2 separate regions of the Mus musculus genome follow, and region 1 is linked to region 2. The links are chromatin loops, found by intact Hi-C in ENCODE. Cell type or tissue: heart. All regions are shown on one strand. Each heading gives the region's core, and the rest is flanking DNA. Links, peaks and the distances in the headings are about the cores only. Region 1 overlaps Trpc5 (transient receptor potential cation channel, subfamily C, member 5). Region 2 overlaps Trpc5 (transient receptor potential cation channel, subfamily C, member 5).

Region 1 (17,014 bases), core at 3,769-11,768, 250 kb after region 2:
GCTCAAATTTAGAAAAGACAGAAAAGTGACTGCAGGGCTGAGCTCTTATCTCTGGCAAGGAAATAGCTTGTGCACCAGCTAAGAGTGTCCTGGTGTTTGCTGGAAGCAGTAAGACTGGAGAAGTGCCCTTCACTCCTTTCTACCATTGCTGCTTCCTTGGGAAACCTTTCCAATATGAATGGAGTTCTTTTTGCCCCAGTAAAGATGGTGCTGGCACACGGTAGAGAACCAGGGAGAAGACTCGTGTATCTAGGAGCTCCAACGAGGCTCTAGATCTTGTCTGAATAACCATAACAACGGGAGTGAGCTTGCTTTGTCTGCCTCCATACATCCTCATTCTGGGCTCCATCACTGATGTCTATGGGAGTTCTGCCCAGCATCCTGAGCTAACCGCCTGGACAAGTCCCATTTTCACCATCTTTAGCCAAATCTAAGAGGTTTTAGAGTTTTTCTAAGATGTCAAAATTCAGTAGTTACTATATAATAAATCAGAATAACTGGCATTTGGGCATGTGTTTATCAATTGCCAGGCACTGAACCAATTATTTTCTATCTATTATTATCACTATAATCACTATTAATGACCACCATTCATTATGAGCTATACGTTATACAAATACATTCAGTGTGTATTATATCATTAAACCATTACACCCACTTTGTGAGGTATTACTAGTAATTTCATTTTATAAATGGGGAAGCTGAGGCAGAGAGATTGAAACGACTTTCTGTTTCCTTTCTGATTAGCATGCTTAAGTTATATGCGTTAGCTAGTTTTAGTATGCTATCTCATTACATGTATACAGCAAGCACTATAGAAATCCAGCCTCTATGTATCTAACCTCCCTTTGGTCCAACTCTAGCAATTATGCATTTGGGTCAACCTTTCTTAAGAGCCTGTGCTTGTGAAAGAGAATGTGTTCTACTTGTATTTCTGAATCTGGCTTATTTCACCTAAACATAATGCCCTACATTTCCATCCATTTTGTTGCAAAAGAGAAGGATTTCATTTCCTTAATGGCAGAGTACTACTCCATTGTGCATACTCCTAGTGTTTTCTTTACCCATCCAATGTGTTGTTGATCGGCACCTAGGTTGATTCTGTATTTTAGCTATTGTGATACGGCCACAATAAACATCTGGATGCAGATATCCCTTTGGTATGCTGATTTCCATGTCTTTTGTGTGTATGTCCAGAAGTGAGACAGTTGGATATTATGAATTCTGTTTTTCTTTTGTTGAGGCGCCTCCATTTTGTTCTCCATAATGGCTAGTCTAATTTCCATTCCTATCAATCGTGTATGGGAATTCATTGTCTCCCCTCACCGACCCACCCAGGCCAGCATTTGGTATTTCTTGTCTTCAGTTTCTGTTCTGATATTAGCCAAGGACAAATTCTCAGTAAGGTCTCCCAATCTAAAGTAACAACAGTATCATACCTCCTCCTTTTGACTTGCATTCTAATTCAAAGGCCATGATGCACACAGGATATCTAGCGTCTATTCAACCTCAGCCCTCCCTCCCTTTAGCTGACTGACTCACTGTCTCTGGGCTTCTAAGCAAAGGGATCCTGTGGAGACACTGTCTTGTTTCTGCAAACTGTCGTCTTTGCTAAGTCCTTATGCTCTACACCTCCGACTCTCTCTCTCTCTCTCTCTCTCTCTCTCTCTCTCTCTCTCTCTCATTCATGGCAACCAGACATCAAACACACACTTTTCCCTCAACTCTTTCCTTAATTCTGTCAGAGAACGGTGTGGCTCACATCTTTATTCTTTTCCCAGTCTTGTATTTATTCATTTACTTACTTACTTTTATTCTTCTCTCAAACAATTCTGACCTCAGTTTCCACTCCTCCCAGTGCCTCGCCTCCTCTCCTCTAGATCCACTCCATTTCCCTTTAGAAAAGAGCAGACCTCCCAGGGATATCAACTTAAATGATATAACACAATATTTTAAGATTCGGGTTTGGTTTTTTAATGTGGATGGGTCTTACCAGCGTGCATGTCTGTGTAGTATTTGCACACCCAGTGCCTTCAGAGGCCAGGAAAGAAGTTATTAGAGTTACTGATAGTTGTTACCTCCCAGGAATAGAACCTGGGCCCTCTGCAAGAACAAGAAGTGCTGATGACCGGGCCTCTCCAGCACATGGCTCATGCCTTTAATCCTAGCCCTCCAGAACTAGAGGTAGGCAGATCTTGGTGAGTTCAAGGTCAACCTAATCAACATAGCAAGTTCCCTGCCAGCCAAGGCTACATATGAGACCCTGTCTCGAAAAAAAAAATATGCTGCCAGAAAACCAGCCTACAACCACAGAATAAACAAGTCTGCCACTGTACTCCTGAGCATGACAGACAAGACCATTCTCTCAAATGCCTGCCTTGGAACACCTAGGCCCTCTGCCTGTTTATTTCCCAAACCGATCTTGTATGCCTAAAATATCTCTTGCAATTATGCCCATACTAGTAAACGAACTGGCCAGCACCCTTCTCCAGGATGGAGACCGAAGCACTCTTGGCAAAAGATGTACAGCCAACAGCAACTGCTCACTGCTCAGACTGCTCCTCTCTGTCTGGGTCTGGTTTGGCTCGCCCCCTGGTGGTCAACCTTAGGAACAGCATTTTCTTCATTCTGTCGCTCCCAGCCTTCTGATTTTGTGTGTTCGCAAGCCTTTGGAGTGTATCTGCTGGGCACAAAGCGATTCACCTTGAGATTCACAGCATGTGGTAGAAGGGTTCTGCTGAGCTCCAAACTCTGTTTTCCAAGTGCAGTCGTAGCCTATGCTGCTTTCTGCTGAATGTCAAGTGTTTCAGTGACTGACAGAGGGGCAAGGAGAAATGGGAAGAATACATTCTTTTCTTTCCTGCTATTAAAAGGCAACCTAACAGGGTAGATACCTGCACTGCTTCTCTGTATCGGAAACGATGCCTGTCCTGGGTGTTCAGAAACATAAATAGTTGTCATGGAGATTCTATCTTGCCTCAATCTAACAGAAACAGGACTATGTCAGTTACCAGTTAGCCTTAATGCCTCTCTCTGTATGTGCCTGAGGAAGCGTGGGGAGGGACACAAGCAAGAAAAAGTGATTGGAGGCACAGGAAATATCACCATCATTGTGGTTTTGCAAAGACTCCGATCTGGGTAGCAGTTCCCAAGCCAAAGATGCCAGCAACCTCCGTAGATTAACAGCTACCAGTGTACACTTCAAAAGAGTTCCAGGAGAGGGTTCATGGAGATAACAATTGCTCCTGGTTGAAAACAGAATCTCCCTCAAGATTGGTCTCAGGATGATTTCTTCATAAATTACAAACTACATTTGTAGACAGGTGTCCATGGCCCAGAGGTCATTACCAAGGTGTGTGCCTCTTCTTCTCCCCTATTCTCAGAGCCCTTGTTTTGGATACTACCAATCCTTTGGCTGGAACAACAAATGATTTCTGATTGGATGGAGATTTCCAGGGGGGGGGGGCTGCTTGCTTTTTGTTTCAGTGTTTGGAGACAAGAGCTCACTGTGTTGCTCTTACAGACAGGATTTGCTTGTGCCTCCGTGTCTCAGGCTGCAGGTGTGTCACCACGAATCCAGCTTCTGCTTTGAATTGAAGAGCTAAATATGGTGTTGGAGACATGACTCGGCACTTAAGGGTCTTGTTGCCTTAGCTGAAGAGTGGAAATAGGTTCCTAGCAAAGATGTCAGACAGTTCACAAATGCCTTTGACTCCAGTTCCAGAGGATACAATGCCCTCTTCTGGCTTTTTTGGGCACACACACACGCACACAACACTTAGAAAACATTAAATGTGTGTTCCAAATTAACATTAACAAAGCCTTTCTCTTCCTGTGATCACCAGAGATAAAATGGGCTTGGAGTGTTGACTACTCACTAACCAAAATACCTAGAGTATTATCAGAGACACTGCCTATTGCTTGAGATATAATAGCCGATTTGTATTATCTCAGTTGTTAAGGTAAACCTGCTGTTTTTACATTTCTTTTCATTTACTCTTGTCTCATACAATACATCCTGACCGAAGCCTCCCCTCCCTCCACTCCATCCAATTCTGTCAAATCCCTCCTCTACCCCAGATCCACTCCCTCTCCCCAGCTTACAACCTCCTACCCCCACAGAAAAGAGCAGGCCTCTCGGGGACATCAATTGAACATGGCACAAGATAAATCTGTTGTTTTAAAGGGGGACTAGAGAGCATATCAGCGTAAAAGAATATAACATCTCTCCCTCTCTCTTTCCTTCCCTCCCTCCTATCCTCCTTCTCCTACATACCCAACCTTCTCTGTTTCGTTTATGCCTTTGTTTTCTTCACACAATTCTGTTTTCCTTTGCTCTCCGTCCCACTTTTCCCTGTATAACAAAGTCTTGATGAGAAACATAGGTATCTCCAAGTCTCTCCTAATAATTGTGGCACATCAGAAATCTTGCAGAGTAGAAGAAAAGCAAGCATTGTAGACTTCTCTTCTCATTAAAGAATCAACATTTTTTAAAGTTTTATTTATTTTATATGTGAGTGATTGTTGCTGTCTTCAGACACACCAGAAGAGGGCGTCAGTTCCCATTACAGATGGTTGTGAGCCACCATGTGGTTGCTGGGAATTGAACTCAGGACCTCTGAAAGGACAGTCAGTGCTCTTAACTGCTGAGCCATCTCCCCAACCCAGAGCCAAGAATTATTATACAAAATTTGAATCGATGCGTTTATAAATCTCTCCACTAACCCCATCCAGTCTCCTTGGCCTGGCTATAAAGAGGATCGCCTGGCGGATTCTAAAAGATGATGCCAGGGTTTTTGCTTGTAAAACCTCATTTATACATGTCACACAGGTAAACTGATTGATGCAGAGATGTTTTAGAGCAGAGGGTCTCCTTTTTTTTCCCCCTTTTCGGTTTTTCAAGACAGGGTTTCTCTGTATAGCCCTGGCTGTCCTGGAACTCACTCTGTAGACCAGGCTGGCCTCGAACTCAGAAATCTGCCTGCCTCTGCTTCCCAAGTGCTGGGATTAAAGGTGTGCGCCACTACACCCAGCGAGGGTCTCCATTTTAACTAGAACTCATGTTCTAGAATATTGTAGGCTCTTTTTAAAAAATATATTTTATTTGCTTTACATCCCGATCCCTAACCCCCTTCCAGGGCCCACAGACCCTGCCTTTTCTTCCCTGGATATCCACCAACCCAGTCTCTGCAAGGCTAGGTTTCCCAGTTACAGGATTGATTTTAAAGTATGCATCTTTTCAACCTTTGAAGACCTAAGAAAGCTTCATGACTAGGGACTATCACTTGTTTTCTTCATATCCCACTGCTTCCTAGTAAAATGGGACATATTAGGTCCTTAGTAAATACGTTTTATGAATTGATAGAAAGAAGCTTCGGGCAATCTGATTTATACTTTGTCAACCCTGTTTTAAAAAAAAGAGATAACTGGATTTATATTCTTTACAAGTATTTCATGCGTGGAGATAAATGAATTGTTTAATTGAAAGAAAGTCTGCCTCACTTGTAGACTTCATGATAATAATTAATATAGTCCCAGGTTTTAATATGTGGCATCAATAATATATCATATATATATATATATACCTAATACAGCCCTGCACACTTTGTTAAGCATGCTTGCATATGTCTTTGACAATGTTATCTGCTTGTTCCAGGTAAACAACCTTCTCATAAATGTTGAGACATGCCTGAGCTCATGTCTCAAGTTTCACGTGGCAAGTTTATTCATTTATTCATTCCTTAACTCGATTGTACGTGAGAGTCAGTTAAGTAGACGTTATTGTCTTCAGTGATATAGCCACTGGCAAGTTACCCATGGTCTATTGGATAGCTTTACACCCATTTACACATAAGTGGTGCTAATTAAATCTGGTTGCTCACAAAGGAAAAAATAACCTTGAAAGTGGGATGAGAACTTAGTAGAAGGTGTGTTGGGGTCCATGAGTCGCCCACAAACCATACAAACAGTAAGACAGGGATGGTTTATTGAACACACACCCTAATAATAATTGATCAGGGATGTAGCTCAGAATTATCTGAGGCTACGACCCTGAAAGTCTTTCTCTGTCAGCTTAGAAAGGAAACACACACACACACACACACACACACACACACACACACACACACACACACAATGAGTTCATTAGCAGGCACAGAAAGTGCTGCCCAGGGGTTGGCTCTGACTCAAGTCATTTTAGACATAACAGTTCACATTGTCCTTTAATTTGATAGGCCCTACATGAAGCTTTGTGGAATTTCTTAAGATTAACCAACCACACAGATAACATACAGAACATAACAGGATATGGGATCAGCATGACCTTGCTCTGAGTCAAGTCATTTTTCTGTGTCAATGACTGGCAGGCATATTACAGCAACAGTATGAAATAGCTGACAGCCATGGAACAGAATGGCTACTAATATGCAGACCTCAGCAGGTAGGGAGAGGACAAGAGGGGATGGAGACATGAGTGTCATCAGAACTTACTACATATATGTATGAATATATCAAAGAATAGATTCATTTTTAAAAATCTCATTTCTGGGCATACTGGCCCACAACTGTAACCCCAGCATTTGGGGAGTAAATTGAGGAGGGGGGTGGGTTCAAGGTCATCCTGAGTTATGTATCAAGATGGTCTCTCTCAAAACAACCCAGTAACCATAGCTGGGGAACATGTTCACCAGTTGTTTCATGGGATCCAGGCAGAGACACAGTGGCAGCTTATTAGAGCATTGCACCCCCCCGTTGTCACAACCACTCATGAAGTTTCAAAGGACATAATAGGCTATCATAGGGCATCAGTGTTCCACTACAAAAGATGCTGTGGGCGATGAGTGGACACTGAGTTCAAGCTGGAAAGCTCCCTGCCCCTGATGCTTTGCATCTGGGTACAGGTTCTGTTGAAGTCAATAAAGCATTCAAAGTAATCGCGACAAGCGTCAGAATGAGCAGTTCATGCTAACGCCTTAGGAGCCTCAAACAGAACAATTTTGCCCAGTGTTGAGGAACAGAAAACCAACCCTCCCTAGAGTACAGCACACAAGTGCTAAGTTAAAGGGTGGAGTCTGGCCTTGCAAGACACTGAGCACCAGAGTTTTGAACATGCCTGTTTTGTTTTGTTTAATGAATTGAAAGAAAAATGGAAAACTAGCATGGGCTACCAGACTGGTACACTCAGCACTTGAGAGGTTGAAACAGGAAAGTTGCTCAGACTGTAAAACCAGCCAGGGCTACATCTTATGTTCCCAGCCAGCCTGAGTTACAGCAACTCCATCTCAGAAAGGGGTGCGTGTGTATAGATAGAAGAGAGTTAAAGTATATGTTTTAAATATAGCTTTTAAATTACATTTTTACTCTATAGGAAGCAATGTATACATTTTGGTAAGCTCCACAAATCCACATTTTTAACATTTGCCCCACATAAGTCTGATGAGCAGCAATACTTAAGACACAAACCCCCAATTCTACTTGGAGAAAAAGGTATCCTAAGTGAGATTGGCATCCCTTGAGATGACAGAAAAAATGACTATTCTCACTTTTGTTTAGGGCGTGTGTGCCACAGCAATTTCTGTTGCTTTTCCATCCTGAGGAAGCAGAGCTAGTCTTATGTTTAAATAAAAGAAGCACCTCTTATTCTTGCCTCTCTCTCACCTCTTGCTCCCTTGCTCCCCTCTCTCCCCATCTTCTTCTCCCCTCTCTCCATGTGGTCATGGCCGGCCTCTACTTCTCTACTCTCTCCCTCTCTCTGCCTTTCTCTGCCTCTACTACCCTCTTAACCCCCCTCTCCATGCCCTGAATAAACTCTATTATATACTAAAATAAAAATAAATAAAGAAAGGAAGGAAGGAAGGAAAGAAGGGAGGAAGGGAGGAAGGAAGGAAGGAAGGAAGGAAGGAAGGAAGGAAGGAAGGAAGGAAGGAAGGAAGGAAGGAAGAGATAATTACTGTAAAGGATGTCAAAATACCCTTCTGATGAGTTGTCCCTAAGGCCAAAGATTCCTGGTTGATGGCCTTTCTCTTTAAGGGTTATTATTCGCTTTGCTCTCCCTGGGTTTGTGTTGTTTTGCCCCCTCTTTGTTGTCTTAGAAAGTTGTTCAATTTGCTAAGCAAGATGGCTGCTGGCAGGAGTTTCAAGGGAATGCATAAGACTGTCAAGAACACTTAAGAAATTGGCTCCATAGTTTGCAAGAATAATAACCTTGAGCTTGCATTTGTTGAGAAATGTGAAATTGAAGAGATACGTTCATTCCACCAAGATCCATGTGCTTATACTCTGAAGAAGTCAGCAACCTCAGAGGTTGTTCTATGGTTAGAGTATGGATCCACGCAGCAAAAGGCACTAAAGCAAATAGAAACGCTGGCCTGCTCTGTAGGAGACCATGATCTCAAAGACAAAGCAGGGCCCACACATGGATTAGAACACACCACTGAAGTTGTGTCTCGCCTAGCGACATGATGGTAGCAATAAAGTCCTAAAGCTTTTGGAAAGTTGGAAGAGAAAGGACCACTATTTGTGGTTGCGTGGCTGATTTTCAAAAGTCATCATCTATATGTTCCAAAGTTAGAGTGGAGTCTGAGAAGGTAAGGCAGAAAGAAGGCATTGGCGTCACCAGCAGACACTTGAAGTAAACAAGACAAGACACAAGCGATGTATGATTAGTGTACCATATAAGGTGAAAGACTAGTCCTGGGCTGATCAAAGCAAAAAAAAAAAAAAAAAAAAAAACAAAAAAACCTCTTAGGCATTATATATTAGGGGAGGTTTAAATAAATGTGTTGATGAAAGCCACATGTATCATCCTGCAATTCAATTGACAGCAAATTGGGAATGAAACCAGCAACTATATGCCAGATTCTATTGCTCATATTGTTCACAGTCATCAGTATACAAATAGCTTTTAATCAAGCAGTGGCTCAAACCATATGGTCTATTTGCTGGTGTTTAGGTCTCAGGGGCTCCCCTACAGCCCCTACCAGTTTTCCTGGCACGTGCTATTTGCTTATTACAGGAACTGAAAACTGACTAAGTGGACATATATGAATTGGCTTATAATAAATGGATGAGGGAGGGAAACTAAGTGCAAAGAGTATTTGCAACGACTTCTTTGCTCCTTCCCAACTTCTTTGGCAAGTCTCCATGTGAATTTGTCGGAGCCCCAAGGGAATGGAATGATAGTGACAGGAGGGGCTCCTGTGATCTCTTTTCAAAATGCTTATAAGTGAACGAGCTAAACGTTGGAACATCCGAAATCCTCCTAATCTCAAGAGATGTTGACTGTGGCTTATAACTTGGCCCACTGCATGTTTTCATACTTTGCCAAAGGCAAATCCATTTCTCCACAGACCTATAGCAAATGACTTTTTACAGTTTCTATTTAATTTTGAGATTATCATATAATTACATCATTTCTCCCTTCCCTTTCCCCCTCCAAACCCTCTGATATAATCCTCCTTGCTCTTTTTTCAAATTCACAGCCTTTTTTTTTTTCATTAAGCAAATTGCTTTTTAAAGGACACAGCTGCTTATATTTTTCAAACACGTACAAAGACCCAGGAGGCTGAGAGTTCTGAATCCAGAGTTTGAGGCCAGCCTGGGGTACAAAGAAACATTTTGTTTTAAACAAACTTCTAAAAAGTAAATAAAAAATTGTAAAAGGTAAATACATAAAAATAAGACACATACAAAGAAAAAGCTGAATTCAAGCACAAAGAAACAGAAAACAGATGATGTCCAGATACCACAGTGTCTAGGCAAAGCATATGAGAAACTAGCTGAATCTCCACGTCTCCACAGGAGCCATTGCATCGTTCTTCCTTGGCTCAAACAGGTGAACACACTGTCTATTAAAGCTCTGTCTCTCTGCCTGTATCCTCTCTGCCTCTCTCTCTCTCTCCATACTCCATTCAAGGGCACTCGTTTGTGTATTGTTTTGTTTTTCATTCTTCACACGCTTAGAAAGAGTCAGCTTTATTATCTTCTCGTCCCCTTCCTGGCATTGAGCCCTCTGCCTGCTAGTGCTTTCTTTCTACTTTGTGTCTCGTGTGATTTCTCCTGGATTCTTTTGGTCTGCTTTCACAGATTCCTGTCTCATTCTACTGTCTACATCTCGCTCTAATGGCCCCTTATTTATGTCCAGAAAACACTGTAAGTGAATGATCCACATATGAAAGAGATGATGAGAGCATGAATTTTTAAAAAAATCTCTCTGAGAGTTGGTCAGCTCATTTTTGAGATCATACCCCAATATGAAGGTTTGTGCTTGGTCTTACTGCATCTTGTTTCTTTCATATCTTTAGGAGGCCTTCTCTTTAGTGAAGGGAAATGGAGCAACAGTGCACCTGGGAGAGCGGGGCGGTAGGGAAGGGCCTGCCAGGAGGCTGCAGTTGGGTTGTATTGTCTGAGAGAATAAATAAGTAAACAAATAATAGAATTTTAAAAATTGCACCCCAAGATCATGCATTTTTCAGCAAATTTATTTTTTTAACAGATGAAAGGCTCTCAGACATTCACCTAACTAATGAATCTAAAGAAACAAAACCTTTATATTTTGGGGTTAATATCTAAGCTTTATATTATAAGCTTAAACAGTACTTAGTATGAGCTATAAATGACAGACTAAGCCCAGCAAGGTGGCGCACGCCTTTAATCCCAGCACTTGGGAGGCAGAGGCAGTCGGATTTCTGAGTTCGAGGCCAGCCTGGTCTACAAAGTGAGTTCCAGGACAGCCAGGGCTACACAGAGAAACCCTGTCTCAAAAAACCAAAAAAAAAAAAAAAAAAAAAAAAAAGAAAGAAAGAAAAGAAAAGAAAAGAAAAAAAAAACAGTTCAGACAAGTACCCTCCCAGAACTGTCTCTAGTTGCATATGTAGCAGAGGATGGCCTAGTAGGTCATCAATGGGAGAAGAGGCCCTTGTTCTTGTGAAGATCTTATGCCCCAGTACAGGGGAATGCCAGGGCCAGAAAGCAGGAGTGGGTGGGTTGGGGAGCAGGGAAGGGGGAGGGGATAGGGGACTTTCAGAGAGGAAACTAGGAAAGGAGATAGCATTTGAAATGTAAATGAAGAACATATCTAAGAAAAAAATAAAATAAATAAAACGGTTCAGAAAACACAAATATTATATAAATTTTGACAATCATTAGACATAAAATTTATATTTTATTGTAAATACATTTCTTAAACATATATATAGTACTTTTATTCCAACTAGTTATTATATTCATAGATGAATACTGAATAATATTCAGGAAGAGTAGTCAGTATCAATTATGTTTTCATTTTAATAAAGTAAATGCTAAGAAATAGTTTTTATATCTGTAAGATAGTTTTATAATGCTACTGTCAATTCATTCAGAGTTTTGTGTCAAATTGTCATGTAATAAATTTTTCATAAAGTACCATTTTTAAAAGTCTGTTATCTAACAACATGACTGGGTAGGCTTCAAATATCAACAAAGGTAAAGAATGAGAAGGCATGTGGGTTTTATTTCTATTGTTCTGTAGTACAGCTTGAAATTTGAGATGGTGATTTCTCTGAAAGTCCTTTTATTGTTCAGGATTGCTTTAGCTTTCCTGGGGTTTTTTTGTTTGGTTGGTTGGTTGGTTGGTTGGTTTGGTTTGGTTTGTTTTTCCATATGACGTTGAGTATTGTTATTTCAAGGTCTGTAAGAAAAATGTGGTGTTGAAATTTTAATGGGGACTGTGTTGAGTCTGTAGGTTGGTTTTAGTAAGATGACCATTTTCACCATGTTAATCCTATTGATCCATGAGCATGAGAGATCTTTCCATCTTCTGATTGGGCAGAGTGAAGGGAGAGGGAACTGTGGTCTGGATGTAATATATGAGAGAAAAAGACGTTAAATAAATACATAGAGAAAGGGTTGTTAGGGCTGGGGAGAATGACTCAGTGGGCTTAATCTCCAAACACCCATGTAAAAGGCATGATGGGGTGTGTGCTTCCCAGGGACAGGAAGATAAGAAAGAGGATCTCTGGGGCTAGTGCTGGCCAGCCAGCATAGCCAATCTGCAAGCCCCAGGGCCCAGTGAGTGAGTTAGTCTCAATAAATGAGGTTATTATGGTAGACACCAAATATCTACCTTTACTTTTATCTTAGTCAGGGTTTCTATTCCTGCACAAACATCATGACCAAGAAGCAAGTTGGGGAGGAAAGGGTTTATTCGGCTTACACTTCCATGCTGCTGTTCATCACCAAAGGAAGTCAGGGCTGGAACTCAAGCAGGTCAGGAAGCAGGAGCTGATGCAGAAGCCATGGAGAGATGTTCTTTACTGGCTTGCTTCCCCTGGCTTGCTCAGCCTGCTCTCTTATAGAACCAAGACTACCCAGCCCAGAGATGGCACCACCCACAAGGGGCCCTCCCACCTTGATCACTAATTGAGAAAATGCCTTACAGCTGGATTTCATAGAGGCATTTCCTCAAGGGAGACTCTTTTTTCTCTGTGATAACTCCAGCTGTGTCAAGTTGACACAAAACTAGCCAGTACAACTTTCCACGTGTATGCACAAATGTCCATGAGAGAGAGAGAGAGAGAGAGAGAGAGAGAGAGAGAGAGAGAGAGAGAAATTATAATCATTTCGCTTATTGCTTTGTGGAAATGATCCTGTAGTTGGCAGTGTCAGAGATGAAACCCTTGACTACTACCCCTTCCTTAGGCAATTTTATTTGATCACAGAGTGGATCCAAGGAACCACTTTGGGGATTACAGTATGATATCTACAAGTAATAATACTATATTGGATACTTGGTCACTGAGAGTACATCTTCAATGTTCTGTCTTAGATGTATAAAGTGAAGAGAGGTGTTAATTATATTAAGTCACTCATTTAACTGTCCACACATACATATATCACATATGCTATACCCCATAAAACATGCAATGTTTGTTTGTCAACTATACCTTTCAAAAGCTGGGTGATGAAAAAGACAGTCACAATGCTATGAGCTGCCCTGGAGCATGTGACATGGAACTTGGAGAAGTGTCCAGTCAATAGACAAGTATAGACTAGGGGATACTGAATCCTGCCAGCAACTATGCCACTGAGCAAGATGAAGTGGTCAGCTGTCACTTCCCACCACTGAAATCAAGCTGTTGCCTGAATGTTCTTGAAGGCTCTAGCAGGAAATTCTTGTTCATGTCTCCTTTTCAATCTCTAGAACCTTCCTTCTTTTGTTAACATCACACTTCCTCCTTCAAGGGCAAGAACGACTGGCGAGTCTCTCCTGCCACAGCACTTTGGTACCCTGTCTCCTTTCACTAAAAAGCAATCTTGGTGCTCCTAGATAATCTGAGAAAGAAATCTCTTCTTGTCAAGAGTCATCAAAGTAACAGCCTTAATTTCAAAGGCAACTTTAATTTTCCCTTTTCCTGTGTGATAACATATTCACAATTTCCAAAGATTAGGCTAGGGCATCTCAAATTTACTCCCCACAACGTTGATGATGTGAAGGAATGGATGTGTTAATGAATTCAGTTAAATCAGTTCACAATGCACATACACATCAAAAGATCATGTTGTACTCCAGAAAAATATAGAACCTCTATTTGTTAATTAAACATTTACAAGCTGATTTTAAGCTGGACATGGTGGTAATTGCCTTTAATACCAGCACCAGGAGGCAGGGGCAGAAAGACCTCAATAAGTTCAAGGCGAGCCTGGTTTACATAGAGTTCTAGGGCAGCCAGGGCTACTTAGTGAGCCCCATCTCAAACAAACAAACAAACAAGCTGATTTTAAAGAATCCATTACTCCATATACCAGACAAACCATGTTTTGGTTTGGTTTGGTTTTGTTTGCTTTGGTTTGGTTTGGGTTGGGTTGGGTTGGGTTGGTTTGGTTTGGTTTGGTGTGGTGTGGTTTGCTGTGGTTTGGTTTGGTGTGGTGTGGTGTGGTTTGGTTTGGTGTGGTGTGGTGTGGTTTGCTGTGGTTTGGTTTGGTTTGGTTTGGTGTGGTGTGGTGTGGTTTGGCTTGCTTTGGTGTGGTTTGGTTTGGTTTGGTGTATGGTGTGATTTGGTTTGGCTTGGTTTGGTTTGGTTTGGTTTGGTTTGGTTTGGTGTGGTGTGGTGTGGTTTGCTGTGGTTTGGTTTGGTTTGGTTTGGTTTGGTTTGGTTTGGTTTGGTTTGGTGTGGTGTGATTTGGTTTGGCTTGGTTTGATGTGGTGTGGTGTGGTTTGGTGTGATTTGGTGTGGTGTGATTTGGTTTGGCTTGGTTTGATGTGTTGTGGTGTGATTTGGTGTGGTGTGGTTTGGTGTGGTGTGGTTTGGTTGGATTTGATGGGAGTGCTGGAACGCAGGACCTGTAGAAGCTAAGCATGTACCTCTTCCTGAGCTCGGCCCCAAGCCCTGCAACAGGAACTCTTATCTAAAAGCATTTTAAGATAAAAATTAATGGGAATAAATCATCAATCACAAACTATCATGGTCCTTGAAGTAAAGCTTCATACATCAATGGAGAGGCTCTAAATTATTTTTCCAGTATTTGAAAGTTGTGAATATCATGACATCTTGTTCAAAATGCTGTAGCACCTACACTGTTAGCTGAGGAGTTTCTCATTGACAATTATGAATTTAGACTTATACTCTGGGTCAGATTCCACTTCCTTTACAAGCATGGCCTTTACAGTCATTGCAGTTGACCATAGCATTTTCGTTTGTTTTAGACTCAAAGTCACACTATGTTCTTGTTGCCTTTACAGTCATTGCAGTTGGCCATAGCATTTTCGTTTGCTTTAGACTCAAAGTCACGCTATGTTCTTGTTGTTAATAGCACACACTGCACACACAGCCCATGGTACATGTGAAAAACAACATCCTGGAGGCCGCTGGAGGGGTGGGAGAGGTTTGAGATTCCATCCCACATCCTCTCCAGGTACTTCACTTGATCTGTCCAGCAGCTTCTTGGAAAAATAGCTATTTACAGAGGATGTTTTTTTTTATAACATTTATCTATTATTTTGGGGTGATCTGTGTGTGTGCACGTGTGTGAGGAGGGGTGTACAGAACTGCACACATGCACACATTCCACAACATGTATGCCTGAGGACAGTTTGTGGTAGTCAGTTCTCTCCTTCCACCATCTGACTCCTAGGATGTGAACTCAGGTTGTCTGGCTTGGCAACAGCACCTTTATCCAGTGAGCTAGCCCACTAATCCCTCTTTACAGAGATTTACTTTATGTGACCTTGTTCTGAGCTCACTCGTGGAGGAAAGCAGTCCGTAGGATGCTTGTTTCTTAGAGTGGCGCTGAGTGAGAAAATGAAGCCAATTGAGATGGCAAGGGGCTAACTGGAAATGTGAAGGAAAATTTGAGGAATGTAAAGTCTGTGAGGGCTCTGAAAACTTCAAACATTCCCACAGGTTTAGTAGGCCATGAACTTGTATATAAGCCAATAAAGGTGGGCAAAGTATTTGAACTTAAAAGATTTACAGATGACCAATGTGCATATCAGCAGATAATTCAAAATTGTTATCCAGTTGGGAAATGCCATTGCAAACCATAGTTAAGATCCTGCTACAAACTCCACCAAGCGCTGAGGAGGATATAGAAAACTAAAGGCAGTTTATTATACAGTTACACACAAATTAACACCATGACTCAGTAATACCACACTTAGTGAAGCTAGAGAAATGAAACCTACGTTTACACAAAAACTCATACATGGTTATAGCAGCTTTATTCATTTGTTCAAAGCTGAAAACAACTCAGACTTTTTTTCCCCATCATACAGCCAACTAAAGGAAAACTTACCAGCAGGAAGACTGAATGTGCTGATCAATACAGAGCCATAGGCAAATCTCAAATGTGTCATGCTCAGTGAAATAAGCCCATGTCAAATAGTTGCTGACTGTATGCTTCTATTTATATGGTATATTAATAAAGGCAAACTATAGGAACAGAGAGGAGATGGGGAGGAGCTAGTTGGCAGGAGCTAGACACTAGAGAGTTTGATGATGAAGAGGCAACGCAAGAGAACTTTGGAGGTCAGAACCACTGTGCATACTAATTTTCGTAGTGACTACATCACTCCATACAAATATTTCAAGTTCTAAAAACAGCCAGCCTTGATTCAAGATGAGGCAGGGGGCACTGTCACGGATTTGAGGACAATCTGGTCTCCAAAGTGAAGAGCAGGCCAGTCAGAGTTATATAGCAAGACCCGACGTCAAAAGGAAATTCTAGGGGCTGGAGAGATGGCTCAGCAGTTAAGAGCACCGACTGCTCCTCCCAAGGTCCTGAGTTCAATTCCCAGCAACCACATGGTGGCTCACAACCATCTGTAATGGGATCTGATGCCCTCTTCTGGTGTGTCTGAAGAGAGCAATGGTGTATTCATATACATTAAATAAATAATAAATAAATAAATAAATAAATAAATCTTTTTTTTAAAAAAAAGAAAGTTCTAGAAATGTACAACAATATGTCTGTGTACCTTGTGATGGTAATTCACAGGTATATATGTGTCGAACACATAATGGGTAAATTTTAGTTTCTGTAAATTATAAAACAATTTTTAAATGTTTTAAATCAATTAAAAATGTTTTTTAAAACTTTTTTGGGGGGGTTAGTGGCACACACCTTTAATCCTAGCATGCAGAAGGTAGAAGCAGGCAGATCTCTGAGTTCAAAACCAGCCTCGTTTACAAAGAGAGTTCCTGAACAGCCAGAGTTACACTGAGAAACCCTGGCTTGAAAAAAATATGTCAAGACCACGAAAAAAACCACTGGGAGGCAGAGGCAGGTAGAGCTCTGAGGTCAAGGCCAACCTGGTTGGTCTACAGAACGAGTTTCAGGACAGTCAGGGCTATACAGAGAAACCCAGTCTCAGGAAAAAAAATGCTTTGAATGTCAACACAGTCTCACTAGGACAAGCAAATAATAGGTGACCGTCAACTTGAGGCTAGTTGTAAAATGGAGTGCTAGACAATTTTGTTCGGGGGAAGGGGAAGGGAACAACGTCAAGATTACTTGTTACCCTAAAGAAATGATAGACCCT
Region 2 (17,014 bases), core at 3,795-11,794:
TTCCAGTATGCTCGTGTGTACTAAAGGTTGAAGAAGAAAGATTATCTCTGCTCTGTGATAACCCAAACCCACTGAGACCTAGTACTGAGCATTCCACTGCCAGACCAGGAGGCGCAGAGCCTCCTTACAGGGATAGGGTTATTCTAAAGAGAAGGTGAGAACAGGATTTTTGAAGATCTCCTTTGATTTCTTTTCTAGTCACCAAAGTTAATCACGCTGCTCATTACAGAAAAGCCAGAAGGAGCAAATAAATGAAATAAAAAGAATTAAAGTACCAATAAACACCCATAACTATCTATCCAGAAACAATTGTCTGTGACAGTTTTGCATATAATGTAACAGAGCCTTTTCTATTCACCTTACATTCTTTTTTTTTTCCATTTTTTATTAGGTATTTCGCTCATTTACATTTGCAATGCTATACCAAAAGTCCCCCATAGCCACCCACCCCCTCTCCCCTACCCACCCACTCCCCTTTTATGGCCCTGGCGTTCCCCTGTACTGGGGCATATAAAGTTTGCGTGTCCAATGGGCCTCTCTTTCGAGTGATGGCCGACTAGGCCATCTTTTGATGCATATGCAGCTAGAGTCAAGAGCTCCGGGGTACTGGTTAGTTCATAATGTTGTTCCACCTATAGGGTTGCAGATCCCTTTAGCTTCTTTGGTACTTTCTCTAGCTCCTTCATTGGGGGCCATGTGATCCATCCAATAGCCGACTGTGAGCATCCACTTCTATGTTTGCTAGGCCCAGGCATACTCTGACAAGAGATAGCTATATCAGGGTCCTTTCAGCATCCCAGCACTGGGAAGATAAAGGTGAAGACGGGAGGAGTCTTTCAAAGTTGAGCCGTACCTGGGACACGTGGTGAGTTTCAGGCCAGCCTGGGTGACATAGCCAAACTCCATTTCCAAAACTACAGTGATTGAACATTTATTTTGACGTTGATATTTCCTCTCCAGCAGAAGAGCTAGTATCATTCCGCTATGATTAAATCAGGTTTACCAGCAATAACCATAGTGAAAAGTTAAGACGGGGTTTGCCCAAGTGTGGCCCTCTGGAAACTTGAGAGTACGTGCTTCTCATCTGGAAAAGTGTTAGAAATGCATTCTCTGCTACATATGCAGCTAGAGACACGAGCTCTGGGAGGTACTGGTTAGCTCATATTGTTGTTCCTCCTATAGGGTTGCAGACTCCTTTACCTCCTTGGGTACTTTCTCTAGCTCCATCATTAGGGGCCCTGTGTGCCATACAATAAATGACTGTGAGCATCCACTTCTGTATATGCCATAGCATAGCCTCACAAGAAATAGCTATATGAGGGTCCTGTCAGCAAAATCTTGCTGGCATATGCAATAGTGTCTGGGTTTGGTGGTTGTATATGGGATGGATCCCCAGGTGGGGCAGTCTCTGGATGGTCCTTCCTTCCATGGGTATTTTCTTCCCCATTCTAAGAAGGAATGAAGTATCCACAATTTGGTCTAGTTGGCCATCAATGGGAGGAGAGGACCTTGGTCTTGCGAAGATTATATGCCCCGGTACAGGGGAATGCCAGGGCCAGGAATAGGGAGTGGGTAGGTTGGGGAACAGGGCGGGGGGGTGTATAGGGGACTTTTGGAGAGGAAACTAGGAAAGGGGATAGCATTTGAAATGTAAATGAAGAAAATATCTAATAAAAAAGTAACATAAAAATAAATCTTCTTGAAAAAAAACACACATATACACACTGGGTTTTAAAGGTTTTTTTTTTTTGGTTTTTTTTTGGGGGGGTAGGAACTTGGACAAATAAAATTTGGACAAAAAGAAAGAAAGAAATGTATTCTCAGGCTCCAAAACAGACAAGCTGAATTGGGAACTCTGAAGGTAGGGCTCTGAAAAATCTGTATTTTTATGAAACCCTTCACATGATTCTGATAGCTTTAAAAAACTTTCAAGGAGACAAGCAATGGCTGGTTGTGGATAGATGTAGGGTATCTGATTTACAACGTCACCAAAAATACAAACCAGAGAACATGGGTCTCCCTTGAAGAGCAACAAAGCCTTAAGGGTTTATTTATCCATCCATGCCATAACTGTTTTTAAATACCCTACATACAAAGCACTGCACTAGATACTTACAATTCAATTAATAATAATAATTATAATGATTGTAGTAATAATAATAATAATAGATTACAAAAACTGTCTAGTAGAAAGCTTAGTTGTGAGACTGGGTTTAAGCATACACATTTGTAATTCTTAAAGAGCAAAAATAATGGACAACTCCAGAACAGAAACAGATTCCAGATAGAAAAGATGTGATGGTTGTGAATGATTCTCATGGACCCTGTTAATACTCTAAATTGTATCTGTCTTTTCCCTTTTCAAGACAGCACAGTTCTGGCTTCTGTGGATTCTTGAAGTATGCCTCAGGGATTTGTAGTTCTATGTTAATGTAATACATAAAATAGAGTCACCTTGACTTTGCATTTATTTGGCTTATGTAAGCTCTAACCTTTTGCTGCAGTGCAACATAAATGCCAGACCCATTTTTTTCTAGGCATGCAAACAAACACTCATTCTAAATAATATGTCAGAGGACCTGGTGACTAGAGGAGTGTGACAACCTACAGGGAGTCGAGAATCTGCTGATCTAAACCTTGGTGTAGAGGGCACCACCATGATATGCCTCCATTCGCTTTCCAAGAAAAGTTGTCATTGAAGTTAAAGTTTTTGAAATACCAGAACATTTCCTTATGGGGGACAATCAGCAATAATAATAATAATAATAATAATAATAATAATAATAATAATAACAATAATTTTAAAATATCCAGAGAAAATATCTGATGAGTTTGCAGTCCCACCAAGTCCCCCAGTCTGTACAAACCACCTTTTCTGAAGCAGAAGAAACTACACAAAAGTGATGGATAGTTTATCTGCCTATGGTTTCCTGCCTACCTAGTGCAGGGTTTCTCAAGGGTTTCTCAAGCTCACTCATAACATTATAGGTTTGGTAAATATTGCTGTGAAGTTTTCCTATGTGTTATTAGGATATTTAGGAACATCCATGGACTTCTACCTACTACATGCCAGCAAATGTCACAGTATATGTAGGCATCAACAACATCCCCTGGGCAAAAAAGTGATCAAGTCAGCGTTAAAAAAAACATTGACCTAGATGGAAAGAAGAATGTTTATACATTCTGGATATTAATCTCTGGGGAGTCATGTACATAATGCTTTCAAATTTGATGGATCAAAGCATTCTAAAAGAAGATGTAGGCTCAACTTCTAGGGCATTTGCCTTGCATGACCAGGACACTGAATATGTTCCTTACCATTAATAATAATAATAATAGTAATAATAATAATAGACAATATGAATAATTTGAGTATTTAACTCTCTCCCATCTACAATAAGTCCTTAACTGCTTCATTTGGTAGAACAATGTTGTTAAAATAATATTTTTTCTCTCTTAAAATAAATTCCTCAAAGCCAGTAATTACAGATCACAGAAGCAAGTAATGGTGATGTCTTTGTAGATGTACAGGGCATGTGTCTTCCTCTTTCCCTGCAGTTTATTATTTATGAATTATTTGTATGCCCCAGGAGTCTTTCATCTTCTATCAGTTATATTAGTTTGGGTGGGTGTTCAAAGTTACTGGCTTAAAACAATGGAAACTCATCTCACAGTTTTGGGGGTAAGAAACTTGAAATTAGTACCACCTGGATAGAATCAAAGTGTAAGCAAGGCCACAGTGCCATCATAGGCTCTGAGGTGGATTCTGTCCCTTGTGTTTTCCAGCCTCTGGTAACTATAGACTCATTCCTTTGCCTTGTGACCACATTTGCTCTCCCCTCTGCCTCCACAGTCACATCCCCTATTGTGGTTGTCACTGGATCTCTTTCTGCCTTTCCTTTAAAGGGATGCTCATTATACCATTGTAACATACTGGATAATCGAGGATGGTCTTCCCATCTCAAAATTCTTCGTTTGACCACACCACTGAAATAAATGCCACCACTTTCATTTTGCCATATCCTGTAACAGTTACAGGTTCCAGTGACATGGATGTGTTAGGAGTGTGATGATCAGCCCCTCCTACTTGCCCATTTGGATTGCATAAAGCACAGATGACATCCACTTTATAAAGAAACAATGGCTCAACCAAGTAAACTGGCACTAAAAATTCTCCTCATCAACTACCTATCCGTGCTACCCTACTTGTTGGTCACTGTTTGGCAAACTCACCTTGGGGCTTTCCCAATTGAGGTTCTGTACATCATTGATGCAGCATACATTTACCATTGTGCCAAAGACTGAGGACAAAACAGTAGATTAGAAGCATGGTCTGCTGTTTAGCACATTTTCACTCAATGTTAGTCTGAAATATCCTTTTTGAGATTATAATATAATTCCATCATTTTCCATGTCTCTTCCCTTCCTCTAACCTCCCCCATATATTCCTCCTTGTTCTCTTTACAATCCATAGCATCTTTTTATTTGATGGTTGCTACATACTTGTGTGTGTGTGTGTGTGTGTGTGTGTGTGTGTGTGTGTGTATGCTCCTGAATACATAATTACATTCCTGCTCAGTCTGTATAGTGTTACTTATAAGTTTGTGGGACTGAATGGTTGGAATTAAATAACCAATTGGTACTCTCTTCCCTGGGCTAGACTATTTATTTTTTTCTGTTCTCAGCATCCGTTAGCTGCCTACTCATTCTTTTAATACTAAAGTCTACACCTGTCCCTGAAATTCACACACACACACACACACACACACACACACACACACACACACACACACCTTTTCTATAATAATCATGTCTGTATAAATAAATCAAGAATCCAGAGATTTAGATTCCCTCTTTTTAATTAATCATGGCCCAGGAAGATATAGGACTATTCCCATTCTTCCAAAGACATATGACACTGTGAAATTAGTGTAACCATGAGGAATGACAAGATGGACTTTTTAAGCTTGGGATGGTTCTAGAAAGTGTACTATCATACTGAGAGGATTAAAGATGAGAAACCATACGTAGTTGCACAAGGTATTGGAATAGCACCAGGGAAATGAAAGGAGACTTAATATAGCACAAGAAGAAAGCAAGCTATCACTTTTAATATTCATCGAGTCCATGACAGCATGCTGCTTCACACACTCATCAGCATTTCACATTGGCAGTACAGAGTAGGCATATGCCACGTATAATTTTTACAAATCTCTTTCACAAAATAGTCTCTAGATTGGTTTCTTATGACATCTCTGTATGAAGGGTGGCTATTATCATCATTCTATTTCACAGGTTAAAATACAACACAAAAACAACAAAGGTTTCAAGAATTAATTTTCTCTAGGCAGAATAAATTGCAAGATTTCTTTGTAATCACTGTCTCCTCCAAATACTGTATCTCATTTAACCATGGCATAAAAAGACAGCTGGGCGTGGTGGCGCACGCCTTTAATCCCAGCACTCAGGAGGCAGAGGCAGGCGGATTTCTGAGTTCGAGGCCAGCCTGGTCCACAAAGTGCGTTCCAGGACAACCCTGTCTCAAAAACAAAAACAAAAACAAAAAACAAAAAACAAAAAACAAAACAAAACAAGACAAAAAAAACAAAACAAAAAGATAAAAAGATGTCTCATAACATTATAAGCCATGGCTACTGAGTTGTTAGTATATCTAACAAATACCCTATTATTCAGTTACATAGTTCAACCCTTGGAACGTGAGTATCCAACACTCACTTTTCATGTAATTCAGGTACATGACCAAAAGGTGGCAGTAACTTCCTGGGTCAGAAGCTTGAATGCTCAGTCTTAAATTGCTATGCTCACATTAGGTTATAACAAAAAAGTATAGATTTCCAGGACTTTATTGTTTTCAAAATTTTTACTTTGTTACTTTATTGTATTTTAAATAATATTTTCAGCTACATTTAAAGGTTCTCAATATAAAAACTATATCAAGAAAACAAAAATACATGATGTGGTATACTTAAAAATAAGTTAAAAATACTCCCTTTTTAACTACAATTTCAACAAGGTTTGGTCTTATCCCAAGACTATAAATTGCAATATTCGTTTCTACTTCACTCTAAGTGTTTCCCTTCCTGTGACATGACTGTAAGATTTCTGTTTAACTTAACAAAAGAGCCAAGGGCTCTATTCACAAGTGGGTTTCCTTCCTTCCTTCCTCCCTCCCTCCCTCCCTCCCTCCCTCCCTCCCTCCCTCCCTCCCTCCTTTCTTTCTTTCTCTTGTTTTTTCCTTCTTTTTCTTTCCCGTTTCTCTAAAAGCTTTCAAGGGAAGTACTTCAAAAAGAGTACATCAGAGTATCTCTCATCTGCAGCTCCCTGCTTCTAGTGTTTCTTCCTCTCCTCAACAGAGACACTATCAAATGGCAATGTGTTATCACTGAAAGAGCAGCCCGGTTTTTTTTTTTCTTTTGTTGCTATTAATAATGAAGTAAATTTTTTCTCAGTACTAAAAAGATAACACCATCCCTCTTCCTTTAAGGGATCTGCATATGTAGCTGCCTACTCAGTGCATTGCAAACTCTCCGTCATATGATTTTCCAGCAAATTCTTAACAACCTGCAATGTTCAGAGTGCATTCTCTCACAGATAAGTTTGTTTTGTCCAAACTAATGGCTATAAACCTAAGCTCACAACACAGCATCAAATCAAAAAAGCCTACCCATACATATATATTATGCATATGTTCATGTGTGTACTTTTTTAAAATTAACTATTTATTTATTTACATTCTAGACATTGCCCCCTCTTAGTCCCCACTCCTACAGTTCTTCATCCCATTCCCCCTTTGGCTTTGAGAGAGTGTTTCCCCTGGGCATCCTCATTCCCTGTGGCCTCAAGTCTCTATAAGATTAGGTGTATCCTTGCCAACTGAGGCCAGGTGTGTGTACTTTTATAGAGAGATGTATAACTGCTGCATAAGAGATCAACTGGTACATTATAGTAAACATAGCCCATATTCTCAGTGAGAAAAAAAGTTGTAAATTTCTAGGCTTGGCACTGTGGTAGTGACTATGATAACTAGAGGAAGTGTAAGCCACAGCTCCTGCCTCAAGAGATTTGCAATGCAATTGAAGAGATGATATTCCTAAATGAAACATTTCTATATCAGTGTAATATGTACATCAGCACATATTCAAAAGAATGAGTAGAAATAATATGAGGTCCAGAGAAGTGTAGTACAAAGAATCGTTTCGTGGGAGAGATCTTGAAGGTTGAGGACATAATGTGTAACCATAAGCCAAAGATAAGAATCAGCTCACAAAAATAAAGAGGTAAGAACAAACCTGGTAGGATTGTAGGCCAATTGCAGACTTGACTAGAACAAAACAGAAATGAGGGTAGATAAATCCATTCAAGTTATTGTATAGGTTATGTAAGAGATGGAGAGTTAAGAAATGATGATCAACTTCTAAACATTACCATCTGCTTCTTTATGCTGACTGAGTTCTAAAAGTTAAGAAGAAAAGCATTTTCTAGAGGAAGTCTGTAGCTATGACTAGTGATAGAAGACAAACTAGATGTAGTGGAATAAAGATGGCCTATCCCTGAGATGAGAAATAGAGAAAACCCTTGGTCTTGGGACAGTAGTCCACAAAGCAAGAACACAAATCATCAGTACTACTAGAAGTCTAATATATTCGAAAAGGGTGAAGATATGTATTTGAAGTGTTGAAAATTGAAGAGAGGTGGTATATATGTTGTTAAGGGAAGCTAAAAATGTATTCCAAGATAGAAAAAGAGAGTTTAGAGAAAAGTGCATTCTTTGCTTTTAGATTAAGTGAGCCTGGGCCATCAGTAGCATCAGGGTCCTTCTGTGTGTAATGTGGCTCCTATTTTTTTCTCTCACATATTCAGCATTAATTCATCTTCCCTTCCAAGCAATCCTATATTTAATGACTGTCATATGGCTCAAGAAACTTGACCGCAACACTGTCACTTCATGGATACAAGTAAGAAGACTTATACTAAAGTCCTTGCAGAAGATAGTTTTCAGATAAGATCTGCACTTGTCATATCTGCAGAGAGCATCTGTCAGCGTCCTCATAGGCTACACATAGAGAATTGGCTTCTAATCCTTAACACTCTGACTTTGTCCTGCTGCTTCTCTCCTGATGGGGCTGAGACATGCAAATTAAATCTAGTTTATTTGATTCGAGTTTGAGTTATCACTGCCCTGTGCTCCATAAAGGAAGTGAAAACATTTCTTTTTCAAACTGACCAGAATACTTAGAACAAGACAGTCAAGACTATAAAACCCCTTTCAGTAAAATAAAATGAATCCCGTATATAAAATATGTTGGTGTCTTTCCAGCTATGGAGCAATGGGATATCTAATCCACCAGAACAAAATGCATCAGAGAATTCTGTTGTTTTAAAGGCACTGGTTCAGAAATTAGCAAACAAAACCTCAGTAAGATATCTTAAATCCTCTTTGCCAGATAAGATAGTCAGTTGTACATAAGAAAAATGTAAAGAGGGGGTATTCAAAGTTACCAAGGAAGTTATGTCTGCTTCTTCCCCAGTGATTGTTAGCAGACTACCATAGTATCCTTTTATCCGAGGTTTCCCTTTCTGGGATTTCAGTGGTGATCCAAAACTCTTCAGTGAAAATTTTAAAAATAAAGTAGTCACAATTTTTAAAGTGTTCAACATCCTAAGTAGCATGATAAAATGTTGTACCAACTCATGTTGTGCCAACTGAGACATGACATATCTACTCAGACTCTATGTGCTGCCCATTTATCTTATAGTCACTCTGTTATCAGATTTATTCTTGTAATATCATAGCATTAGTGGTTCAGTAACCTTTGTTTCACTTAATAGCGGCCTCAAAGTGTAAAAATAGTAACACTATTTACATATACCAAGGGTAGCCATGAACTGCCTCTCATAAATGGAAGGTAGAAACACAAGGTATTTTGAGAGACACAATATTCACTTTTATTTTAGAATATATTGTTATTGTTGTTTTATTTTAGTGTTATCGTTAAGCCCTTGTTAGATATATTTTAAAATTCAACTTGACCATAAATATTCATGTTTGAGAGAAGAGTATACATATAGAGTTTACTAAGTACTACCCTTAATAAGGGGTCAATATAAAGTCTTGCAACATATTTCCTGCAAATGATGAAAGGCTAGAATACAGTGATTGGATGAAAGTATATTGGAGAGTCTGGCTATCAGGACTCGAATCTCAGACCTGTCATCTAGAATTGGGTGACCTTAAGCAAGTTATTTCAGCTTTCTCTGTGGTCTCTGTATGCTGGAGATAATAGCATTATATTAGCTGACAAAAAGATTGCATGAATAAATGTATTTAAGACACATAATATGGTACCCAACACACGGTAAGTATTCAAAAGATAATACAAACATGGTTTGAATTTCCTTCAAGCCACATGGCTCTCTGACAACAGCCTTATAGGCATTATTAGCAAGCAAGAAAAAAAAACTATCACACTATCTTAGGGTTTTCTTTGCTGTGAAGAGATACCATGACCAAGGCAACTCTTAGAGGGACAACATTTAATTGGGGGTGGCTTACAGGTTCAGAGGTTCAGTCCATTATCATCAAGTTGGGAAGCATGGCAGCATCTAGGCAGGTATTGTGCAGGAAGAGCTGAGAGTTCTACAACTTCATCTGAAGGCTGCTGGGAAAAGACTGGCTTCTACTTAGTTAGGAGGAGGTTCTCATTACCTACCTCAACAGTGACACACTTCTTCTAACAAGGCCATACCTACTAATAGTGCCACTCCCTGGGCCAAGCATATTCAAACCACCACACACACTAATACCTAGAATTGTTGGTAATTTTTATTAAAAAATATTTTCACTTATATGATTATGTATAATATAGCATAGATATATTATACATATGTGATATGTATAATATATCTTCACCCTTACCAATTCCATGTATGACACCTTAAACTTCTACTGTCAACACCATCATTTCTTTTGCTGACTTCTTCTGGATGCCAGAGCCTACTTTTTCAATCCCTATATGGTACAATGAATAAATGAAGAGATTGCGTTTCTAATCAAAGACTACTAAGAGTCAATCTGTCCATAATAAGTTGCACATGTATTATATTGCCTCTTAGAATGTCATCTAAAGCCTTAAAGCCGAGTCATTCTCTGCAGTAGCTAGGTCAGTTACACCATCATTAAGACCTTCATTTTATATTATGTTTCACTACCCGATTCTGACACCAGTATTTTCTTCAACTCACAGAGAAACTACTTAATCATTTCTTTAAGTAATTGTCTCCGGGTCAATTTCTCAGGGAACCACACAAACCTATGAGAAAACCGAAAGCAAATGTGATACTTTTGCCACAACAAAACTGAATTGTAGATCAATTGAAAAATAAGGGACATAGACTTAGAACTCCCATCTCTTGATCTTCTGTATCCGTTGTTGTTTATGACTATATGTCATACCCTTTCCCAGGCATACACCAACTAACAATGTCAGGAAATACCCTTATCTTCCTCATTTTATATTAGTTAATTTCCTTAAAGTCTTTTTCTGGATCCCGCAGAGAAGGGTCACATTTGAGCTGACATATATTATTAGACTTATCCATGTATTACATGCATATTTATGAGTTTGTACTTTAAATATCGGTTCCTAACTAGGCATCTAAATAATGAACACTGAGTTATCTGTCAGAGTCCATAAATGGATTGTTGAGGTTCATCAAGACTCTAACATAGAAATTCTGAATTAGTAGCAACTGATCTGTCAAAGTAATGCTTATGGAACTTATTGCATTAGTCATACTATAAGGTCCCTTTGATAATTTTTCAGGAAATTGGAGACCCAAAGGACCTCAGAGTCATGTGTGTACCATCAGTTCTCATTACATGGCAAGAGCTACATAACAAATGGATGATGATAATTCCCTGATTAATAAGAACATATTTTTAAAATATGAGACATCATCATTTCATGGCTTCATGTTCTATATCTTCCACCCAAAAGGGAGGTACACTATAGTCTTGGGAACCATAACTGAAAGACTAGTTAGCCTGAGCATCTGCTAAATGTAGATTACAAGAATGTTGTATCCATTGGGGTCTCTCACTTTAAGAGAATCCTTAATTAGTGGCCATCTGGCCTCCTAGGAAAGACTGTAATTAAAGTAGCCATGAAGGAGCAGTGAACATGTAACACATGAAGAGTGAAAACCTTGCCTGGCTGTGCCTTCCCTCCGGGATACTCAGTACTCAGGTGAATGCCAAGGGCACATTGGGATATTTTTATTTTTCATAAAAATGATTTGAGTCCCAAGAATGGGAATAAATAAATCACCAGCTGAGTTGTATGGCAGACACAAACCTTACTAACATCTGACTCTCCGCAGTAAATCTGTTTCAGTGCATATCTTTAGTTCTCAATGTCCCTGTTTGTTCCAGTTGATTTTCTGTTCTTCATTTCAGTAATAGGAGGGTCTTGCCACTTTGGCCTAAATGAAGAAGCTGAACAAGACCCATGGCTTTTGTCAAATGTATGCATCCATGTATTTTTTTCCTGAAAAACAGAAGAGTAAGTTATTATCAACAGTTGTTTCTTAAAAGAGGAATCAACTGAATGTTCCCAAATAGTATCTGCTGAGTTTGAAATGATCTCTGCTGCAATATTCAAATGTGAAGTTGTGAACAAACAACGTATTTGTTCTAAGATTGTTAAAAAAATAACAAAAACAAGAAAGGCTGTGTGTACACTACTTCTTGATATCCGCAAAACCTATTGGTAAACACCTTCGGCAGTCCCTCTCCTTAGATAGAGAATGAGATCAGAAATGGATTGCTGAAAGAGGGTACAACCCACTGATGCATTTAAACCATTGAGTTCAGCTGTAACCATATTTCTCTGAAAGAGGTCAAATTATGAGAATCACTTAAGAAGAATGGAGGGCAACACTCCAGGCTTCAAAAGAACCTTTCACCCAACCCCTAGTTTGCAAAAGCAACAGTATTAAAGACTTGCAACAAGGCTAAGGATCCAGAGCTAAACACTTACCTGAACACCAATCTGTGCACTTTAGGGGATTTCTTCAAATTTCTTCAAAGTGAGGCCCTATTGAACTTGTCTCAGAGTCTTCACATTTTGCACATAATTCTAATCAGATTTTCATGTTTGGTTTAAAGGTCCTGCAATCAATTATTGAATAAGGATGATACAAATAGGCAGACTAAAGTGAACAGGGAACAGCACACAAGACCTCAACTGTACACAAAGAATTACAGGCTATCAAGGAATGCTGGGTGCTGGAAAAATAGTCTTTTCCAGGGAAAACTCACCGATTGGTTGTCTAATACCAAATGGCTAGCCCTGGAAACATACAGACAAGAAACATTATACAGACTGAGCAGGCTATATTTAGGAATATATGTGTGTATGTAACAACAATTAATGAAAAAAGAAGCCATGAATTTGAAAGAGCAAGGAGGGGTGTGTGGGAGGGTGCTAAAGGGGGGAAATGAAGGGAGAAATGATATGTCATCATCTCAAAATTTTTAATGTTTAGAAAAATGTTGTGTTTTAATGCTAGAGAGTGAATGTTTTTCAAAACAGATTTTTAAAAAATACATAGCAAATGGAGAGAATAAAGGCTGACAAAATAACTGCAATTTGGAAATGTTTAGTGGTGGAACAAACATTCTTATAAGCTATAATGGGGCCTGAGGGCATCACTGGATACAGCTCACTAGGAAGCTGAAGATCATATCCTGGGCACTGAGTCATCAAGAGTAGATGCAATTCCATGCCATATATTCTGCCTAAAGAGGCTAGGAAGTATGTAGCACGTGCTAGAAAATGTTCTAACCTGAGTGCTTACATTAAAAACTGTTGAATACTAGGAAGCAAATTTAAACTCCAGAAAATTCTGCTACCCAGAAATGTTCTCTTTTCAGAGCTCCATCTGTTGCTGAGGTTTTACTCTCTTCATTTTGACCTCATCCTCTACAGTCTTGGTCACCTCTCAGTTAAAAAAGATGAATTTCCATCTGACGCTCCTTTTTACAGTGGAAAATACAAGCTCCAAGTTTTTCTACTCTTGAAAGAAAGGAGTACTTAAAAAAATGTTGTGCTCCATGTGAATCAAATAGTATTCTTATTCTTATACTTATTCTTATATTAGCTATGAATTTCCAATAAAAACTCTAGTGTAAATCATTATAGCCTGGAAGTGAAGGATAATTACCTATAATATAACTTTGCAAAAGAGAAAAATCCTGGTCGAATTAGATTATGAGGCAGTTCATATCATTTCTCAGTTGTATATTCAACATTTGGTTTCCATGTTACCAGCAGCAACTAACATGTCTGTAACCTACATCTTCTGAACATGTCAAAGAAATACAAAACAGATTTTGTTTGTATGGAGCAGTTCAGATATTCTGAGACCCGGTAAGCATAGTGGGCCCAGAGTAGAGGAAAATGGAATCAAGATGAAGCAAACAATGCATGCCCTTGTTGCAGGCTACTATATGGCTAAAAATAGAGAGAAGGGGGAGAGGGTGGAAGTGGGGAGGGAAAAGAAGAGGGAGAGAGGGAGGGAGGGAGAGAGGGAGAGAGAGACAGAGACAGAGACAGAGACAGAGAGACAGAGAGACTGGGCCTGCCATGAGGTTTAAAAGCACATCCCCCAGTAACACACTTCCTCCAACAAGGTCATACCACCTAATTCTTCTCAAATAGTGCCACTCCCTCATGACAACACATTTAAATATATGAACCCATGGGAGCCATTCTTATTCAAACCACCACAGCTAGATAGCTCAGTTAACCAATATTGCCCAAAATGTATGACATTATGAACTCATGTACAAGTTTAGGACCAAGTTCTCAAAATATAAGACAGTGCAATTCATTTCTGTGCAAAAGTACAAAGATAGCAACTGAAAAAATATTAAATTTCACACTGCAACCAGCTTTATGAAAACATGTTGAGTTTTATAGTGTACCAAAAAGAATGTCTAGTTTTTTGAAAATAGGTATGAAATGATACTTTGCTTTGAAACTACATGTAGAAAACTACTTTTCCTCATATGCTTCACATAGAGCTATAAATGGTATCAGATTGTATGAAGAAGCAGACATGGAATCCATCTACCTTTAGGTGATTGATATATACCTTAAAGAGATTTACAAAATTTTTAGAGAGGACAAGGCTGCCCATACTTTTTCCTTTGTATGTGTTTTAGAAATAGAGGATTATTTTGAATTTTTAAATTAACATTTAACACCTTTGTTATTCTTATTGGTAAATTAATTAATACAACTGCCTTTTAATTTTTTTAAAAAAATGTATTGCTAAAGGATGGGCATACTACAAGAAAGGTTGAGGGTGGGGTGATTAAGACAAGCTGACAAAAAAAGTCACAATTCTCCCACTAACTAAACTAGATTCCAGAAGTGGCGAGCATGGAGAGAGAGAGAGAGAGAGAGAGAGAGAGAGAGAGAGAGAGAGAGAGAGAGAGAGAGAGAGATCTGATAAACTCTAATTTGGTAGCATTTGTGGATAAGGGATCAGAGACCAAATCTTTAACTGCATCTCAACCTTTCTGCATCTCAACCTTTGGAGTTAAGAGTGAAAACTCAGAAAGGTAGATGAACTGTGCAAAGTGCTAAGTATAGATAGAAGGTTCACCAGGAAAACCTAGGCTAGGCTACTAGGAGGATTACCTGGGATGGTGGTTGAACAAAGAATGGTTACAGGTAATTGAAGAGGGGGAGAAAGGCAGAGGTATAAGGCAAAAGAGCCCAAGGAAACAAGAGATGCTTCAGCAAAAGCTACTGTGTGTATACATTTGGACAAAAGCTTATAACTGGGTCACTAGACTTAGAAAAATTTATTTTTTATTTACCATCTCATTGCATTGATCACTAGAAAAATCTTTCTACCACTGCATAACACTCAAACACCCATAAACATCATGTAAACCTTGAATTTCAAAAATGAGCAAGAAGATGACCAGGTTTCCTTTTTTAAGGCTTTCTGTAGAGAGAAGCATTGTAGCCTTTCAGAATAAGCCCTGCAGTCAGTGGCCCTGATAAAACTTAAGTGTAAAGACTGGCATTGGTAGAATGGCAGAACAGAGGGTACCAAGCTCCCATTCCTTCACAGACATACACATTAGAAAATAAGCTGAAACTGTCAGAATGAACTCTGTTAGAAATCTGGAAAATGGCAGAGTCATAGATCCCCAGCAATTGATGAATCAAGAAAAATACACCTTGCACATAGTTGAAAGGCTTTGGTAGTACATATTCCTGCCCTCACCTCATCTTAGCAGTGGACTTTGAAGGTGGCAACCTATGTTTCCTGTGTTCCCTGGGGGTCCTGATTGCAGAGAAATCAAAGCAGACCTCATCAAAAAAATTACTATGTAGGTCTGTTATAAACTGTCTTAGGGCATTCTGGGGGGCGAATGCATAATACTCCCCCCTCCATTTCACCTAACTCAGAAATCTATCTGCATATAACAGTGGCAGACATTGTTCAAAAACACTGTAAGATAACCAACAAACTTATAACTACCTTGGGCAAAATATTATTATGGTTGGAGAAAATAATATTCAACCTAAAGACAAAGGTTCACTAGATGCACTAGGGAAATAATTTCTTTAGGAAAGAAAAATCAAAATCACTCATGTATGCTGTACAGTGCAGAAAGTCATGAGTATGCTTCAGGCAGGATGTATGTTCAGAAAAGACCTATGGAGACCTTAAGCTCTTACTGATGCCTTTTCTCTTCACTTCATATAAGCAACAATTGAAGGTTAAAGCAAAATTATAAAATTATAGCCTAACTGATAACAGAGGGTGCCGGAAGTGAGCCAACAAATATGTAGGTAAGAGATTAGGAAATCTCTGACAAAATACTGGCTGATTACACTCTAAAGGAACAGAGACTTCAGTAACCAGTTTCAGAGGCTTAGTCTATTATCATCATGGTGAGGAGCATGGCGAGAGCCATGGTAGAATGGTGCATGAAAAATAGCTGAGTGGGAGAGAGAGAGAGAGAGAGAGAAAGAGAGAGAGAGAGAGAGAGAGAGAGAGAGAGAGAGAGAGAGAGAGAGAGAGAGAGAGATCCTGGGCCTGGCATAGGCTGTTAAAACTTCAAAGCCCACTTCCATTGACATGCTTCCTCCAACAAGGCTACACCTACCCCAACAGGGTCATCCTTCTGATCCTTTCAAACAGTTTCACTACCTGATGACTAAGTATTCAAATATATGAATTCATGAGGGCTACCACACTACTCTAGCAAGATATCATATGATACTCTCTATCAATGCAGCAGTAAGCCACACAATCACAAGGGAAACAGCCTACTGAGGTGTACTATGTTAAGATATGTTGTTTAATACATTAGATATATTTAGTGCATTTTCATCTAATTTTCATTCAATAATGAAACAAAGCATATTACAATTATATCCAAACATTATAATCTGATAAGGGTTTCCCCAATCTCCTCACAGATCCTACCACCTCCCTACTCATCCAACTCTATGCCTTTTTTCTCTCTTTCTTTCAAAAACAAACAGGTAGAAAAAATACAAAGAAAAAGCACAAGAACTTGATGTTTTGGGTTAACATGCATGAAATAATTTATGAATTTCCTTATCAACTTTAGCAAAATATTGGCATAGTTAAGTTGACATAGATGTGCTGTCTTGATAAGCTTATTTTATTGTTTACATCTTTGAAGTTACTTTATACCTAAGCTGTTTCTTAAAAATTTACAAATAGATCAAATACTTTATCTAACATAAAAATATTTTTGTTATACATTTTAAAGCAAAATATTACTTTATAGTAAAAAATATTTTTCAGTGTTTTATATATTTATTTTGATATATCTCATCATAAATTTGGGAACATCTATACAGCAGAATAGAATAAGGAATACATGCTGTAACTTGGATAAAGCTGAAAGTATTAACATTGTTTTAGGTGAATA

What was found. Peaks named below come from ENCODE experiments on the same cell type or tissue, not always from the same donor. Only the 100,000 strongest peaks of a DNase experiment are listed, where the experiment ranks them.
Region 1: a loop joins it to region 2, with 14 times the contacts of the local background. A loop is called at or near these places in 19 of 42 quality-filtered maps.

The regions. Positions count from the first base shown.
Region 1 is chrX:144,389,260-144,406,273 of GRCm38, reverse strand. All of the region lies in intron 7 of Trpc5 (transient receptor potential cation channel, subfamily C, member 5), which reads left to right. Among named protein-coding and RNA genes, the nearest start is that of Trpc5os, 59 kb to the left of the region's middle. In heart, for the core only: no CTCF peak of the experiment used is centred there; no DNase peak of the experiment used is centred there.
Region 2 is chrX:144,634,346-144,651,359 of GRCm38, reverse strand. All of the region lies in intron 1 of Trpc5 (transient receptor potential cation channel, subfamily C, member 5), which reads left to right. Among named protein-coding and RNA genes, the nearest start is that of Trpc5, 45 kb to the left of the region's middle. In heart, for the core only: a CTCF peak has its summit at 5,769 (motif pointing right); no DNase peak of the experiment used is centred there.